2 separate regions of the Homo sapiens genome follow, and region 2 is linked to region 1. A link is a contact called in ENCODE Hi-C or POLR2A ChIA-PET data. All regions are on one chromosome and are shown on one strand. Each heading gives the region's core, a stretch centred on a gene start or an enhancer-like site at or near the end of the contact. The rest is flanking DNA. Distances are from core to core; before and after follow the strand shown. Region 1 has its middle 64 kb from the start of LINC00456. Region 2 overlaps MBNL2 (muscleblind like splicing regulator 2).

What was found. Hi-C counts contacts between places; a loop is a spot of excess contacts on that map. ChIA-PET counts read pairs that join two places held with the same protein, here RNA polymerase II (POLR2A). Pooled maps may share reads with other maps.
Region 2: a map of CD8-positive, alpha-beta T cell shows a loop between it and region 1 (2.0-fold over the local background). The contact joins two enhancer-like sites. A Hi-C loop is called at or near these places in 42 of 168 maps with a recorded cell type or tissue (A673, CD4-positive, alpha-beta T cell, CD4-positive, alpha-beta memory T cell and 30 more), 33 of 37 single-sample maps with no recorded cell type and 37 of 50 pooled maps. POLR2A ChIA-PET finds 5 or more read pairs at or near these places in 25 of 52 experiments (AG04450, BJ, CD4-positive, alpha-beta T cell and 21 more).

Annotation. Positions count from the first base shown.
Region 1 is chr13:97,111,401-97,119,138 of GRCh38, forward strand. No RefSeq gene overlaps it. Among named protein-coding and RNA genes, the nearest start is that of LINC00456, 64 kb to the right of the region's middle. Within about 2 kb of position 3,836, at least 14 of the 41 ENCODE cell types and tissues checked have a DNase peak (open chromatin) inside an H3K27ac peak, as active enhancers do; they include endothelial cell of umbilical vein, sigmoid colon and transverse colon, where a contact is called at or near this core.
Region 2 is chr13:97,230,190-97,237,406 of GRCh38, forward strand. All of the region lies in intron 1 of MBNL2 (muscleblind like splicing regulator 2), which reads left to right. It overlaps LOC107984573 (a long non-coding RNA gene), which reads right to left. Exons shown (of 2, transcript XR_001749968.1): 2 at 5,222-5,675. Among named protein-coding and RNA genes, the nearest start is that of MBNL2, 11 kb to the left of the region's middle. Within about 2 kb of position 5,867, at least 9 of the 41 ENCODE cell types and tissues checked have a DNase peak (open chromatin) inside an H3K27ac peak, as active enhancers do; they include endothelial cell of umbilical vein, sigmoid colon and transverse colon, where a contact is called at or near this core.

The DNA.
Region 1 (7,738 bases), core at 2,586-5,085:
TTATTGTGTTAGAAGTAAGAGCAGTCCCCACAATGCCCCACCCTTAGTTTGGCTCCCCCGCTCCCCCCGCCTTACAGACAGGGTCTTGCTCTGATGTCCTGGCTGGAGTGCAGTGGTGCCATCATAGTTCACTGTAGCCTTGAAACCCCCCTGGGCTCAAGGTGTGAGCCACTACACCTGGCCTGACGCCTTAAAACTAATGCTAGATGACATCTGCTTAGTTGGGAGCATCACAGACCACATACCAGGGGTGTCCAATCTTTTGGCTTCCCTGGGCCACACTGGAAGAGGAAGAATTGTTTTGAACTACACATAAAATACACTAACACTAACAATAGCTGACATGTTAAAAAAATAAAACAAACTCATAATGTTTTAAGAAAGTTTAAGTATTTGTGTTGGGCTGCATTCAAAGCTGTCCTGGGCCACATGCCACCCATGGGCTGCAGGTTGGAAAAGCTTGACCTGGATTCTTCTAGCTAATTGTGAGTATAGGAGAAGGCCGTCTGTTTACTGCTTCTGGAGCCCTCTGCGTAAGTGCAATTAGGAACGAGTGGAAACAATGAGGAGGGGAGCATAAGAATAGCTTGGTTGTGACCACTGGAACCCAAAGCAGCACTTGTCTTGTCAGCGCTGTGTTATCAATCAGGAAGGCAGCCGTGGCTTCTCCCGGGAGGCAGGCACCAAGATGAGGAAGCCTGAAGTTCTGGGCCCTGCAGAGTCCTTTCAGTGCAGGGGGGCAGAGAGAAGGAGCGTGAGGAGACCCACATGGGAGGCATGCAGGAGGCCCTCTGTGTATGTCTATGGAATGGGCCCCTCAAGGAGCCGCTAAGCAGCGGGAAACTCCACCCACTGGCTTATTCTCACCCCTGGGCTCCTCCATCCCCTCACCCTTCATAGAGCCCAAAACAAAGACAAAACTTGTGCCAGCTTCAGAAAGGTCAGTTCTGATTTAGACCTTTGGTCTGACTTGAATGGCATCTCTTAAATACTGAGTTAATTAAAGAAAGGGCACAATCTACAGAAACCCATTCTATCAAGTTCTGCCTCAGAGAACGCCCGTTAGCCTGACATAGGATGTTTCCTTAGTGTTGTCGTTGCCTGTTGTTGGGCCCTCCAGACAAGCTCAGCGCCGTAGTCGCTCCATGTTCGAGCTCTGTTTTGTAAGCCATCTAGCATTTTGCTTCCAAGGGTGGAAGGCTGGAGTGGCAGAGGAGCTGAGAAATGTAATATCAGCCAGTGAGGAATGCAGACTGGAACCTGAACCGTCTTTGGTTTACATAGTCTTGGTTGAAATGATGTGGTCATTTATCTCGATGGATGTTTATCCTACTCAAGACAGTTTCTTCCTAAACCAGGGCAAGACTTTCCCCCTCCCCTCCTTTCTCCACTTCTCTTCTTCCATCCCCTCAGCATTGAATCCTTCCAGTGCCCAGGAATTCCTCCAGATCCTATACGTTCCAGAAACAGGCAACCTCCTGCTCATTCAAGGAATGCTGGAATTTAATACTGTCTGTGCCACCTTTTTTTTTGCCCTGAATGACTGAATGAGTGAATGAATGAATGAATCACATAGAAAACACCTTGTCGTTTCAACTTAATTCTGAAAATACATTCAAATGTATTTTTGTGCTTTTTGCTGAGTTTCTACCTGAAACAGATGCCCATCCTTTTCACACCATTGGCAGTTTCGTGTGATTTTATTTTTTCCCTTCCTCAGATTTCCTGGTTACTTTTTTTTTCAAAGCATGAAGCTGTAAAAAGAGTGTGGGATTTGGAACTGGGCTGCCTGCATATTAGTCCCAGACTTGCCCCCGACTCGCTGACAAACCCTGAGCACGCCACTCACCCTGTGAGCCTCAGTTTCCCCACCAGTGAACAGAGACCCAGCCAAGCTCCCGTGAGTTCTGTGAGGATGTACAAAAAAGAGCTTTGAAAAGGTGACATGCAGATGACTCTCTTTCTTTTCTTTTCTTTTCTCTTTCTTTCTTTCTCTCTCTCTCCCTCCCCACCTCCCTCCCTTCCTCCCTCTCTCTCTCTTTCTCGCTCTTTCTTTCTCTTTCTCTCTCTTTCTTTCTTTCTCTTTCTTTCTCCTTTCTTTCTTTTCCTCTACTGTGTCATCTCCATTTGCTTTCTCTAATGTTCTTCTCTTTTCTCTCCTGAAAACTGGCATTTTAAAAACTGTTGCTGTTGCAATGAGTACTTGCCTTTTAAAAATCTTCAAGTTGCTAAGCAGCGTCAGCCCCCCCTTCCCCTTTTGTGCAGCCTGGTTGCCATAGTATCATCTGAGCATGGTAACAAGAGGCAAAGAGCAATCATTTTTCACTAAATAGGGCTGGGCAGACAGATAAACATGCTGCAGTGTTTCCTTACAACCTGTCTCGAGGAAGGGGGGATGCTGCTCTGTAGTACACAACTCTGTTGCTTTCATCAGCCGCTACCTTGGTTTCCTGTTGGCTGAGAGCGGCTCTCCTCACCTGTAGCTCCTGGCATGTCATCCCACCCCTGGCACAGCACTTCCTAAAAAAGGCTTTTGAAGGGATGCTGCTGCTACTCCCTTATTTGTAGCTATTTAGGGCTAAATGCAGACTCAGATCCTTCTCAGATAGTTGCTAAACATAGAACATTGAGTGTGAATCAGTACTGTGACTAAAGTTTCTTGTGTCGTAGCAGGTTTGGAGAAGATAATTAATAAACGTCATCGGAGTGACATCAAAGGGTGTTCTTCAAAAAATGGAAGAGGTTAAGAGAGAGATGAAAATAAAGAACCTACTTGAAATCAAACATGTATTTGAGAAATTTAAATCCAGATTCCTGTTCTTCAGCTCACAAGGTCAGATACATGATTAGCAAGGTTATGAACTGAAGCACGGGGCAGAGTGGGAAGTTTTTCCCCTTGGTCCATGTAGGCAGGGAATGTCCACAGGTATGGGTTGACTCATTAAAATACTGAGACATTTCCCTCTGCATTGGTGCTGCTCTAGCGCACAGTGTCCTCTTAGTGCCCGGCCACCCTCACTCCAACCCCAGGACCCTAGGGGGTCCCCACAACCCACTGTCAAAGGGTTAAGGCTGGCACAGCATGGGGTTCTCCAGGAGCCTGCAATACCCCCACCCCAGCCCCTAGATCTGAGGCCAGCAACTGTTCTGGTGGGTCAGGGTCCCTGCCTTACTCCCTTGTTAAGTCTTAGGAATATCGGCTCCTAAAGCTACCCACATGTACGCCTAACCTTTTTCTAAATAAGTCCATTTTTCTTGTGGAAGCAAAATTTACTCTTCCAGATTAAGCCATCAGCGGAGTGTGCCGCCCTCTGCAGACACTCAGCCTTCTTTGGGAAGACATTCCCTTTGAACTTGGGTTGCAGGATTGAGATGAACAAGCACTGTCACCCCTACTCTCATGCTCGACTGCCCCAGGACAATGACACACAATTGCCAGGCAGCTGCTTAAAATGAGGAGCTCACTCCATGGCTTCAGGGGGCTGTGTGTGTCGATCCTCTGAGCTGATTTCCCTACATCTTAAACATGCATGGCTCAGAGGGACCTACAAAGAGGCCTTTTCAGGCAAGGGCAGGGCTATCCCCAGACTCCTTTAAACAACTTCTCCCTTAAAGCGGAACCAAGTTTCCCCTTCCATGAGTTTTCCAGGACCTTTCCTATTCTTGTGTTTAACAGTTTCTGCCCTTCTTCCTTCCTGCTGGAAGCCACGTTAGGGCTAATAAAATGTCTTGTCAGAGGAATCCTGGAACCCAGGAAGGGAGAGAAGAGATTCCGCAATCTGCACTGGCCAGGCAGGAGCCTCCGACATCAGAGACAGACGGCATCCATCCAGCGTCTCTCAGAAGGAACTGCAGCTGCCTCCCTCAGTTACCCCACCCAGGGTCTGCTGAGCCTTGCTCAAGGAAAGTGCTCTGTGATGTCTAAGGAATGCCTCGTGGAAGTCTGATTTGCTTTTGTCTAGACTTGGGAGGAAGCAGAGGTTAGCTGTCAGAGTGCCCTGTATATATGCCCTTCTGAATCCCAGCTTTCTCGACTCACCCACCTTATTCGTCTATTTGGACTCCCTGATCAAATGAGAAAAGTTTCCCTGTCCATGTGAGTGGTACCTACCACACCCTCCTTAGCATATTGACTGGTAGGTCCCTTGTCTATAGCCTTGTCTGACTGCATAACAAAGCTGTGTTTCCCAAAAAGAACTCCTTCCCCTTTTCCAGATTCTACAAACTTCCACGCTATCCCTAACTTGACTGTGCCTAGAAGGCCATTGGTCAGAGCTTCACAGGGCTTTGGCTGTTTTGCTGGCCAAGTTATTTTTGGATTCAGTCCCAGTGGTATGCTGATAAATGTTTTATAACTGACTGTCAGGGGTATTGAGGGGGGGGCAGCAAAAGAAGAAAAGCCCTGATTTGTGGCAACTGGCGATTTCTCTTTCCTTTCTTTCTTTCTGTCTGTGTTTCTTTCTTTCTTTCTTTCTTTCTTTCTTTCTTTCTTTCTTTCTTTCTTTCTTTCTTTCTTTCTTTCTTTGTCTTTCTGTCTTTATCTCTCTCTCTCTTTTTCTTTTTCTTTTTTTTGATGGAGTTTCTCTCTTGTTGCCCAGGCTGGAGTACAATGGCACAATCTCGGCTCACGACGACCTCCGCCTCCTGGGTTCAAGTGATTCTCCTGCCTCAGCCTCCTGAATAGCTGGGATTACAGGCATGCACCACCACGCCTGGCTGATTTTGTATTTTTTGTAGAGATGGGGTTTCTCCATGTTGGTCAGGCTGGTCTCAAACTTCCAACCTCAGGTGATCTGCCCTTCTTGGCCTCCCAAAGTGCCGGGATTACAAGTGTGAGCCACCGTGCCCGGCCACATCTGACAATTTCTATGGTGTAAAAACTCCCACCATGGTCAACAATAAACTACCAAACTGGAGTCAGTGAATGCCGGACTGTGGGGAGATGTGCCCAGTTGGTTCTTGTGAGCTGGTGCAAGCTGGCTCTAGCACACCACTGAAGTAAACCCTTCTTCACGGGAACGTGGCTGTCCATCTTTTTTCGTGTTTTCTTCCTGTACCTTGTTTCCAACTAACATCTGTCAGGTGTGCCAATTCTTTCAGCCAGTGGTTTCCAATCTGTTTTTGGACAAAAGTCTTAATGTTCATATAAATAAGTGAAGTACATAAATGCAACAGCAGCCTGGTTGGGAAATTGGGGAAGGTTCTGGGCCCTACACTTTCCTAGAACCAGGGAGAACACTAGGAATCACCACTTTAGGGTATTTTCCTCCACTCATTGATGACTTGAAACAATCCCGAATTCTGTGGCGTATATGACATAGCTCTTGACCCATGATTGTTGTGTTGAACTCTTTGGCATAGTTGAAATGAACAATCTTGTGGATTTACTTGGAACCATTTGTAACACCCATTGTTTTCGGCCAGGAGGGGTTCTCAGGAGCTTCATTAATCAACATAACAATGATGACCTTATATGCACTGCAGGACAGGCAGTTACAGTGGGAGCCCTTGCTCTACCAGGACACCTAATTTAAGTGTTTGTCTACAGCTCTGAATGTTCTCTGGCTTCAGCTGTCTACCAAAAACTGAGAGCTATGAGTCACACCACTTAGCTGGCTGCAGGTTTCCAGTCCTGCTTTTTTTCTCAGTCAATACCTTTCTCTCTCTCTTGTTTTCTCTCTCTGTGTTTGGTATTATTTCATGTTAATTCAGATAGCCCTAAAAGATTTTTTAGTATATTTCCCCTCCAACAGAGTGCTTCCATTTTTATTAATCTATATTAATGTATATGTAATATACATTACATATAATGTAAATCATAGTTTAATGGGAATGCACCATTTAATGCATTTCTTTCATTTTGATGGGAGAAATAGCCTTGGAATTTCCTGAGGCTTCAACAATCAAGTTATTAATAGAGAAATAAAGTAAAAATTATAAAGCAGGAAGGGGGCCTATAAAGAAAGACAGAAGACAGAGTTGCAGGAAGGTTTTCCCAGTCTATGAACCCTTGATATCTCTCTGACCCATCGCTGCTTTATGTAGGATCCAAAGATTCTTCTTGTCCCAGTTATTCAAGGCCATGTTCTTAACTCTGAGAGCAGTTGTTAACTGGGACATATCAATGTTTGGGACTGTCTTCAGGCTAAGTGTGAGTTAAGTGGCCTTTCCAGTCTCCCACGCTGTAGGGAGGTACTCACATGCAAAAGCTTAATAGGCTTTAACTTTATGCTAACAGTGTGAAGTGCTAATAGTTGGATTTCAGACATCAAACTGGTTTAGGGCATAGAATGAGGAAACAACTTCTCTAGATGGATGGCCCTTATCAGCGCCTCCAGAATCACACCTGTAGGTCATTGTTACTTCCATTTGCATGTGTGGCCAGCTGTGTTGGTCCGTCAGGAATGCAGAAGACCAATCTGCCCCACATCTCCATTGTTGCTGGACTTCTCCATTTATACATCCTAACGGGCTTCACACAGAACCTATCCAAAACAGAACCACACAAGTTCAAGTTGTATTCCATGCTCCACATCTCAATGAGCAGTTGTTACTCAAGGTTACCCAGACCACAGGTTAGTGAGTCCCATTTGGACTCCTCTCTACCTGCTCTCCATTCAGTTGTCAAGTTCTATCAACTTCTTTTTCAATTTCCTTTCACATTTCTCTTTCTTTCTAGCTCCAATACTATTGCTCTAATTCAGGCTACTTTAATTTTTTCCTAGTCTGGAAGAATGTTTTATTCATAGGACATTTTCAATAACTATCAGTTAAATGGCTGGACGACTATAGAAGCTTCCTTTTAACTGGCAATCCTGCCTCCCAGACAATTGTGCTATATGCCTTTCATTTATACCCCATGCTTTAATGAAAGTTCTAGAACATAAAGTGGATCATGTCGCTCTTGGAGGTAGTAGCACTGCACACACCATACACCCCATCTTGCTTGTCTTACCCAACATGGTCTCACCTGCTCTTCAATCTGTCCTTCCAAGCACTTACGTAGCATCTGCTGCCTCCACAGGATCTACTGGACTTTGTTCCTCAGTGTTCATCCCACGCCCCAGCCTTACCAAATTCCTGTTTCAATCTGACCCATTTCTGGGAGTTATTTTAGTATCACATCTTTACCTCCACTCGGGATATTGTTTTTCACTTAGGCCTTGTGCCAGATTATCTCTTTCCCCCTTTCTGTGTTCTGGATCACAGGGGCTTCGAAGCCTGGGAACTACATTTCCCAGAAGCCTCCTTCAATTCTGTGAATAGGAAGATCTTAAGTGAAATTCAGAGGTAGAAGAGAAGGAGACAGAAGTATTGTTCCTGTGGCAGCAACAGTCAGGTTTAGGGACTTTTGCAGATGGCCTGCGTGAGATTTGACCATGACTTCCAAGAGTCCTTTTGTAAATCACCTATAGGGCTGTTGCAGGCATCTGAGATCTTGATTAAAGTTTCCTGCAATTCCTGAACTTCCTGATTTCCTAAATTCTTTTTTAATATTTTTACTTTTTAATTATTAATTGACAAATTATAGTTGTAAGTTTTCTTAAATTCTAAAAGCAGCTCTTACTGACCTTTGTTCCCTTAGCCTCCCAAAGGTCTTGTGAACCTTAAACTCCCTGCATCAAATCTTTTCTGCTGGAAATATCTGCAGTGGTTTCTCCTTTCTCAACCAAACCTTGACTACCACAAATCAGGCAGTCTATTATATGGAAATGATTTTAAGCCAAGTCTCAGCTTC
Region 2 (7,217 bases), core at 4,617-7,116, 120 kb after region 1:
CGGGAGGCTGAGTCAAGGTAATCCCTTGAACCCAGGAGGCAGAGGTTGCGGTGAGCTGAGGTCACGCCATTGCAGAAATTCTAGGAGGAGTGATATCAATGGTACCCTGACAGAAATGGGAGTGGTCTGAAAAAGGGACCAATAAATGGGAATAGGGTTGAAGGAGGGTGGGCGATGATGAGTTTTTAGACTTGAGAATGGTGTTTTTAGCTAATGATGAAACATCTAAGTGGAGATGTCTCATAAACATTTGACAATGTGGGAATGAAGAACAGCCTGGACAACAGGCTACAAATACAAGCTCAGACACACCTGTGTTGAAGCCGTAGTTGAAGCCATTGGTGCTCACACCTCGTGAAAGAAGGCAGCGTGAACAGAGATAGGCAATGACAAAGGATGAATCTTGGGGAACATGGCAAGGGCCCAAAAGAGAATAAGAGCTAGCAAAGAATCAGAAAAATAAATACCCACAAAGGAGCAAAATTGTTTTTAAAAAATGAACAACCAATACTATTAAGCACCATAGCCTAATCTCCAGGATTCCATAAGAAAACAGTGTAGTCTCCTGGGTTGAACTACTCTCCTGCACATAGCTTTTCCTCTCTGGCAAGGGTTTCTGGCTGTGGTCCTTTTGGGGCAAATATTGGTTCAGAATCTTGTTTAGAGCCACAGAATATTAGATAGTTAAGGGAACCTTTGTAGCTGTATCTCTCGTATATACAGTTGACTTTTTAAAAGTCGATCTTCACTAATAAGCAGAGAGAGTATTTAAAAACCAATAATTATCAATACTTCTGCATCCATCTCTCAAAATGTATATATTTTGGGGATGTTACTGGTTAGAACAGTAATTCCAGAGTGATTGGAGATATCACTTGACACTTGTCATCCTGTTCTCAAAGACCCTGGGGATTCATTTATTTCTGATTCTAGCAGTTCTCAATTGAACCCAGCCATAAGGACTTCTCTGAAGAAAATAGCCTTTCATGATGAGAAAGTACTTGAAGTATGCAAATAGATTGATGCCGTCACACCAGACACCTACCATAAGTAACCAGACAGCACTTCTCAAACTCTCATGTGCCTGCGAATCACCTGGGGATCTCATTAAAAATGTAGACTCTGATTCAGTAGGGCTGGGCTGAGGTCAAGATTCTACATTTGTAACAGGCTCCAGGTGATAAAGCTGATGTTCATCCAGGAGGCTCCAGAATACAATAGCTGCTTTGGAAGTGTCACTGCCACAATGTGAGTGGCAGCAGATCACTGGGTCTGGGATGGCTCCTTGGAGGATCTTCTGGCAGTCTGGAGACTGGGACCTACCTCCTCCACACAGCAGGTCTTTCCAGGCTGTTCAGCCTCAGAGTGAAGCTGAGGTTGAACTGATATATCCCACCAGCCTTGCACCAATGTGGCTGGGGCTGAAGGCATGAAGCCAGGGACTTCAGCAGCTGCAAGCAGTTCTGTGACTACACACAGCCTGTCTCTGGCTATCTCCCCATTCCCGAGACGTCTATCTTCTCAGTGGACACAGACTCTCACAAGTTCCCCAAGAGATTTGGTTACTGCCTCCAGGGAAGGCTGTTGTGTTTATCTGTCTGCTCCAGAGTTGTTTTTTTTTTTATTATCCTAAGGAATATATGCATTATAAACCGGCCTTAGATTCCTTTTCTTCTGGATGGTGGTCAGAACTGGAGCCCAGAAGTCTGATGTGCCTACTTGCATCCTCACATCCTTGGTGAATTAGGTCCAGGAGCTCTGACACATTCATTCCCTAAGATGTAGATAGCGCCATTCTCTCCTCCTCATCTCCAAAGAATGTGAAGGATAGAGAGGAAGGGTTATATGCCATTAACATCGCATTTATTTAAAAAATGCTAGTTTTAAAGTCTTGTAATAGAAACGAAGACATTATGAGAAGAGACAGCTGTCTAACGAAGTAGCTTAAGTGAAATGCCCAGGCCTGATTGTTGAGTCTCATACCTTGTTATAGGTCATCCATCTCGTGCCCCTGTCTGTCCTCCCTCCTTTCAGATGCCTTGTTTTCCTGTGTGTCCCACATGTGGCCCCCTCTTTCCTAGAACCAGGAGTCAAGCTAAACTGATTTAGAGGAAGTGTTCCCTACCCAGATGCTCATTTAGTCCACACACAGATGGCCGGTATTTTTATGCATTTTTAATTTACCAATAACCTTTTAGGAATGAAACAGAACTAACATTTATTGAATTTATTGAGCACTTACTATATGGAAAGTCCTCCTCTGCTGATAGCTTCCTGTATATCAACTCAGTTAAACCTTTTCATGAAGAAAATGAAGCTTAGAGAGACCAAGTTACTTGCCAAGGTTACAGAATAAGGGGTAAAACTCAAGATGGTAGGATGGAAACATGCAACCCTTGTCCACCAGTTCTTACTTGGGGATTGCAGCAAAAAGGGTTTGCTTTAGAAAAACTTCCCCGACAGTTGTAAGTACTGTTAGTGGAGCTCACTAAATAGTTAAATAGACATAAGCAATTACTGGCATACTGTGCAGGCATGAGTTCAGTTTTAGCCAGAAGTCCCTCCTCACAAAGGGACTTGGTATATTGCCAAGGATAGCTAGGGCATCATCTCCACTATTTGCTGTGATTATTTGTCGGCCTTTTTCTTACTCTTGACGCTATGTGTGTGTGTGTGTGTGTGTGTGTGTGTGTGTGTGTGTGCGCACGTACACTGAATGAACTTAAACAACTTGATGGATCTCAACATTTAGACACCTTAAATAGATACCATAGGTAAAAGCTCGTTATCAACTGTAAGACCTATTCCAAAGTGAAATGTTTGTGCTGTTGTGATTTTGTTGCTCTCTATGAGAATTCTTAGAGATCCCTTTTTTCTTTGACTTCCCTTCCTGTGCAGTGCCGTTTTCTTTGATGCTCTCGCTTCAGGCTCTTTTTCATATATATATATATATATATATATATATATATATATATATATATATATATCTTTTTATTATACTTTAAGTTCTAGGGTACATGTGCACAACATGCAGGTTTGTTACATATGTATACATGCGCCATGTTGGTGTGCTGCACCTATTAACTCGTCATTTACATTAGGTATATCTCCTAATGCTATCCCTCCCCCCTCCCCCCACCCCACAACAGGCCCCGCTGTGTGATGTTCCCCTTCCTGTGTCCAAGTGTTGAGCAGGCTCTCTTTTTCTAGTGCTCTGCCTGCTCCTGCGCTAGCCCATGGTCTCTTTTCTAATGTCCTGTTCTCTCTTCGAAGTCTGTACCTGGCACCCCTACTAAATGGCACACACAGACACCTCATATTTCTGGGGTTCTAGTCACACCTGAGTCTTAGCTGGTGGAAGGAACTATTTATTTTCCCCTTTAGGAAACCAATCATTTGAAGCCTCAAGTATCAGCCTCCTGGCAGCCACCACAAAGACCATCCCCTCAGGAAACAAAACAAGCTCTATCTCTAGAGTTTCCCTGTTTTTTTTTTTTTCTTTAAAGTTCCCTGGTGCAAGTAGGCTGCAATTAAGAGTCAGGATCAAAGGGACTGGCTGCCTCTGGGGCTGCTGGGACCAGCAGAGAGCTTTGGTCCTTTTAACTACTTACTTCCCACAATGCGTGCTACTCTAGCTGCTTCTTTGTTCTCCTGGGTACTCAAGTACCAGAATGGTGGTTTGCTGTGGGAAGACACATTAGAGTCAATGGAAGAACTTTTTCACATTACACAGGATTCTGACGGCCCCACCACACCACTCCTTGGAGATCTACCCAACTGACAAAAAATACAAATATAAGGTAGAAATTAGAAGGAAATCCCAAGTGGGAAGGCATCTGAGGGATTATTAGCACAATTCCTGTCTACCCTCTTCCCCAGCCCTGACAAGCTGTTTCCAGCTATTGTGTATCTTTCTTTATTGACCGGACAATCATGACCCTATGGCGCATACAAGCCATAACATTTTGTTAGAAAATTCTTCCTCATGCTGAAATGAAATGGGACTCTGTAACCTGCACTCTTCATCCTTGTTCAGGCCTTTGGAGTAACCCTAAGCAAATCAAGTGTCTCTTTAGGAGGCGAGCCCCTTCACGTACTTGAAGATGTCAGAATTCCTCTGACAGGACCAGTATGGCACCTCCCTAATTCATGATAGAATACCTTTATATATGCAACCCAAGACACTGAGCTTCTCTGGCAGTGTTGACCCATTGTAGACTCAAATTGAACCTTGAACCAGCTGTGATAAGAGAAAGAGGTGGGGCTCTTTAACTTCTCTCAGCTTGGTTCAGGCCTGAGCACAGTGCGGGGGCGGGGGGTAGTGAATAGATGAAGGTAAAGTGTGGCGGGACAGATGATCTTCCACAACTGCATGATGGGATGCTTTAAAATTGTTTTCAGTCCCAACCACAGGTAACAGCCCCCTCCAGAAATCCCTGGCAATGTGCGGGACACTGGCTTGCAAAATTACCCACAAGGACAATAGACTGATGGATCGAGATTTAAATAAACATACATGCAGAGATAGATTGAGGTATTTCTTCACATCAACCATTTGAATAACACACTCGGGCAGTGTTTAGAGATAAGGTACACGTTTTTGGTTTTCTTCCGTCATCGTCTATGTGTTTTGGTTCAACGAGCATTTTCGCAGTAGCGCTCAGTCCTCCCGAGTTTCTCTGCGGCTCTCAGCAGCTTAGAGACACACTTCGCCATCAGTAGGTGCCAAGGTCACTGGAGGAACTAATTAATCCCAGCTCCAGTCAACAGCAGGCTGCACTAACCTGCCCTCCTTCCTCGTAGAAGGAGAAACCAGGAAGGATTTTCTCCCTCAGTTCCGCCCAGGCCTTCTTAGGGACACGCAGAGCAAACAAAGGAAGGGTGAGGAGGGGTGTTGAACCATTTCTCTATGAGGTGACCACATTTTCATGTAGAGAAGGCCCAGAGCTTGATCTGAAGCTTTCAGACTTGAGTTGATATTTAACGTAGAGATCCCCAGGCCCCTACTCTATCACAAACTCTGTCTTTTTTTTTCCTCTGTACTAGTATTAGTTTTATTAATGCCCTATAAACCCAGCAAGCATGATTTGCCAGGCCAAAAATTTGCATTTTTAACAAAAATTGCCAGCTTTCTAGCTGACCACTCAAGAGCATGAGTTTTCCCCACTCGGTGAAATTTATGTTGTATAACGCAGACCTCATTCAATAATTGATCAGAAAATGTAACTGAGAGGAGTGATTATTTTTGGAAACATTGACGACCAATAACCCAAGATACAAAGTTAGAAAACATTGCCATTTAAAACCTTGTAGATACCGGAATTCTTGTGAGTCCCCTTATCCAGGTACATGTTAGGTCTTGAGTTAATTGCTCTGTGGCTGTGGATTTTTATTTGATGTTCTGATCTCTTCCTTCCAGTTTGATAAATTAGTGTAGAAAGTGGAAGAAAAACATGCCGGCGCAGCCTGTGCGCTTTGTCAGGTTAACAGAATGGAGTCCTGCTCTGGCATCAGTCAGTGCTGTTGTCCGAACCCTCTGTGGCTCCTTCCTCCCTCCCTGGGGCCCAGAGCTGCAGACGCTAGAGGGGCATCGGCCTGGGAGTGAGGTTCCCGCTACAGTTTGGAGAACCCAGCAAATCCTGGAGTTAGGTTTCTGACGCTCCCCATCTTGCTCCCTAGTTACAAACAGAAAAAAAAAAAAATCAAAACCATATGTTCAATACACTGTCAGCCTTCTAGTGAACATGTTACCGTTAAATAATAACCGTCAGCCTATCCGCAAATTTGACGGTGATGGGCGTTGGAGCTGACCTGCCCTGGCGGAGGCTGGGGAGGGTGGAGAAGGGCGATTGTGTTTGCTTCCTTGCTCAAAATGGCATGTCGCTGGAAGCCTTCCAGCTCCTAATGGTGGAGGCATAGCAAGGACTGCATTTACCGACTTATTTCCCTCTTTTTTTTCACGTATTCTTTCTTCCCCTCACATTTTCAGGACTGAAAATTAGAAACACTTTTCTCCTACACACAAAATTACTCCCTCACACACACTTTATTTTCCCCCTGCTTTGAAGTGACAGTTGCTGCAAGAAAAGGTTTCTCTCAGAAGAGCACAGGCTGTCCTGGCCAGAACGAAGGGGTTAATTTAAAATACAGCCAGCTAGGTAGTCCTAGGGGCATGCTTTCCCTTGGGGTTGGGGGTGGTATCTGAAAGGTTGGAGGGGGTGCTCCTGGGGCTCTGCTAATATTTTATTTCTTCATCTGGGTGTGAGATGTACAGATGTGTTCACTTTGTGAAAATCCAGTGGGCTGGATACAGGATATGTGGTCTTTTTTTTTTTTTTGTCTTTAATAAAGTTTTAAAAATGTAGCTGGCTACCTTGTACTTTGTATTATAAGATAAAGTTCGTGGGAAGGTAGTCCTATATTTTTATTCTTTTCCCACTTGGACCTCCGCTTTTTATTCATTTCTCTCTTCTGGAACCTTCTGGGCTTCCAGCAGTGGTCTCTGTTCCCGCCTATAATCAGAACCATGAAGGGTCATGACAGCCAGCTTATCATTCTACCCTGGACCAGACGGAAGTTAATGCTCCAAATTAGAAACTTGAAAGGAAATGATCAGTGCTAACTAATAATGATGCTGACAGTAATAATAACAGTTACTTTGTCATTATATACAAAACATCTCCTTGTTTCTCCCTATTTTTATTTTATTCAAATGCATGAAAGCTTTGCTTAAGAGACTTTTTTTTTTCTATTTGGCAATCAAGACAAATGGAAGGAAGGAAGAGTGTGGGGACAGCAGATGACAAAGCCCTTTGCCCTTTTCTGGCGGTGTAGCCCTAGATTAGCCTGTTAGTCTGTTTAAGTCAAGGGATTGCAGATCTCAAAAAATAAATAAGGATGGCTAAGGATGGCAGGAATGCAGTTTGTGGGTCATCAACACAGATTTGAATCCCGGGGTCCCGTAGGAAGCACGAGTTACCAAATTCATTGGACCTCTGGTTTCTTGTGCCCACCTCTCAGGATTTTTGTGAAGATTTGGTAAAACAATGGACCAGAATTGCCTTATGCATGGTGAGGGACCCTTTGTCAGTGGGAAGGAGCTGATGGCATTGTTAATTTAAGGACCTGCTCTGCCAGGGCAAATGTGTTCTCCTTAATGAAGCTTTCATTGGCTATAGAAAAGTTTGCAGGAAAAAGAAATGTATGAAAGATAGTGG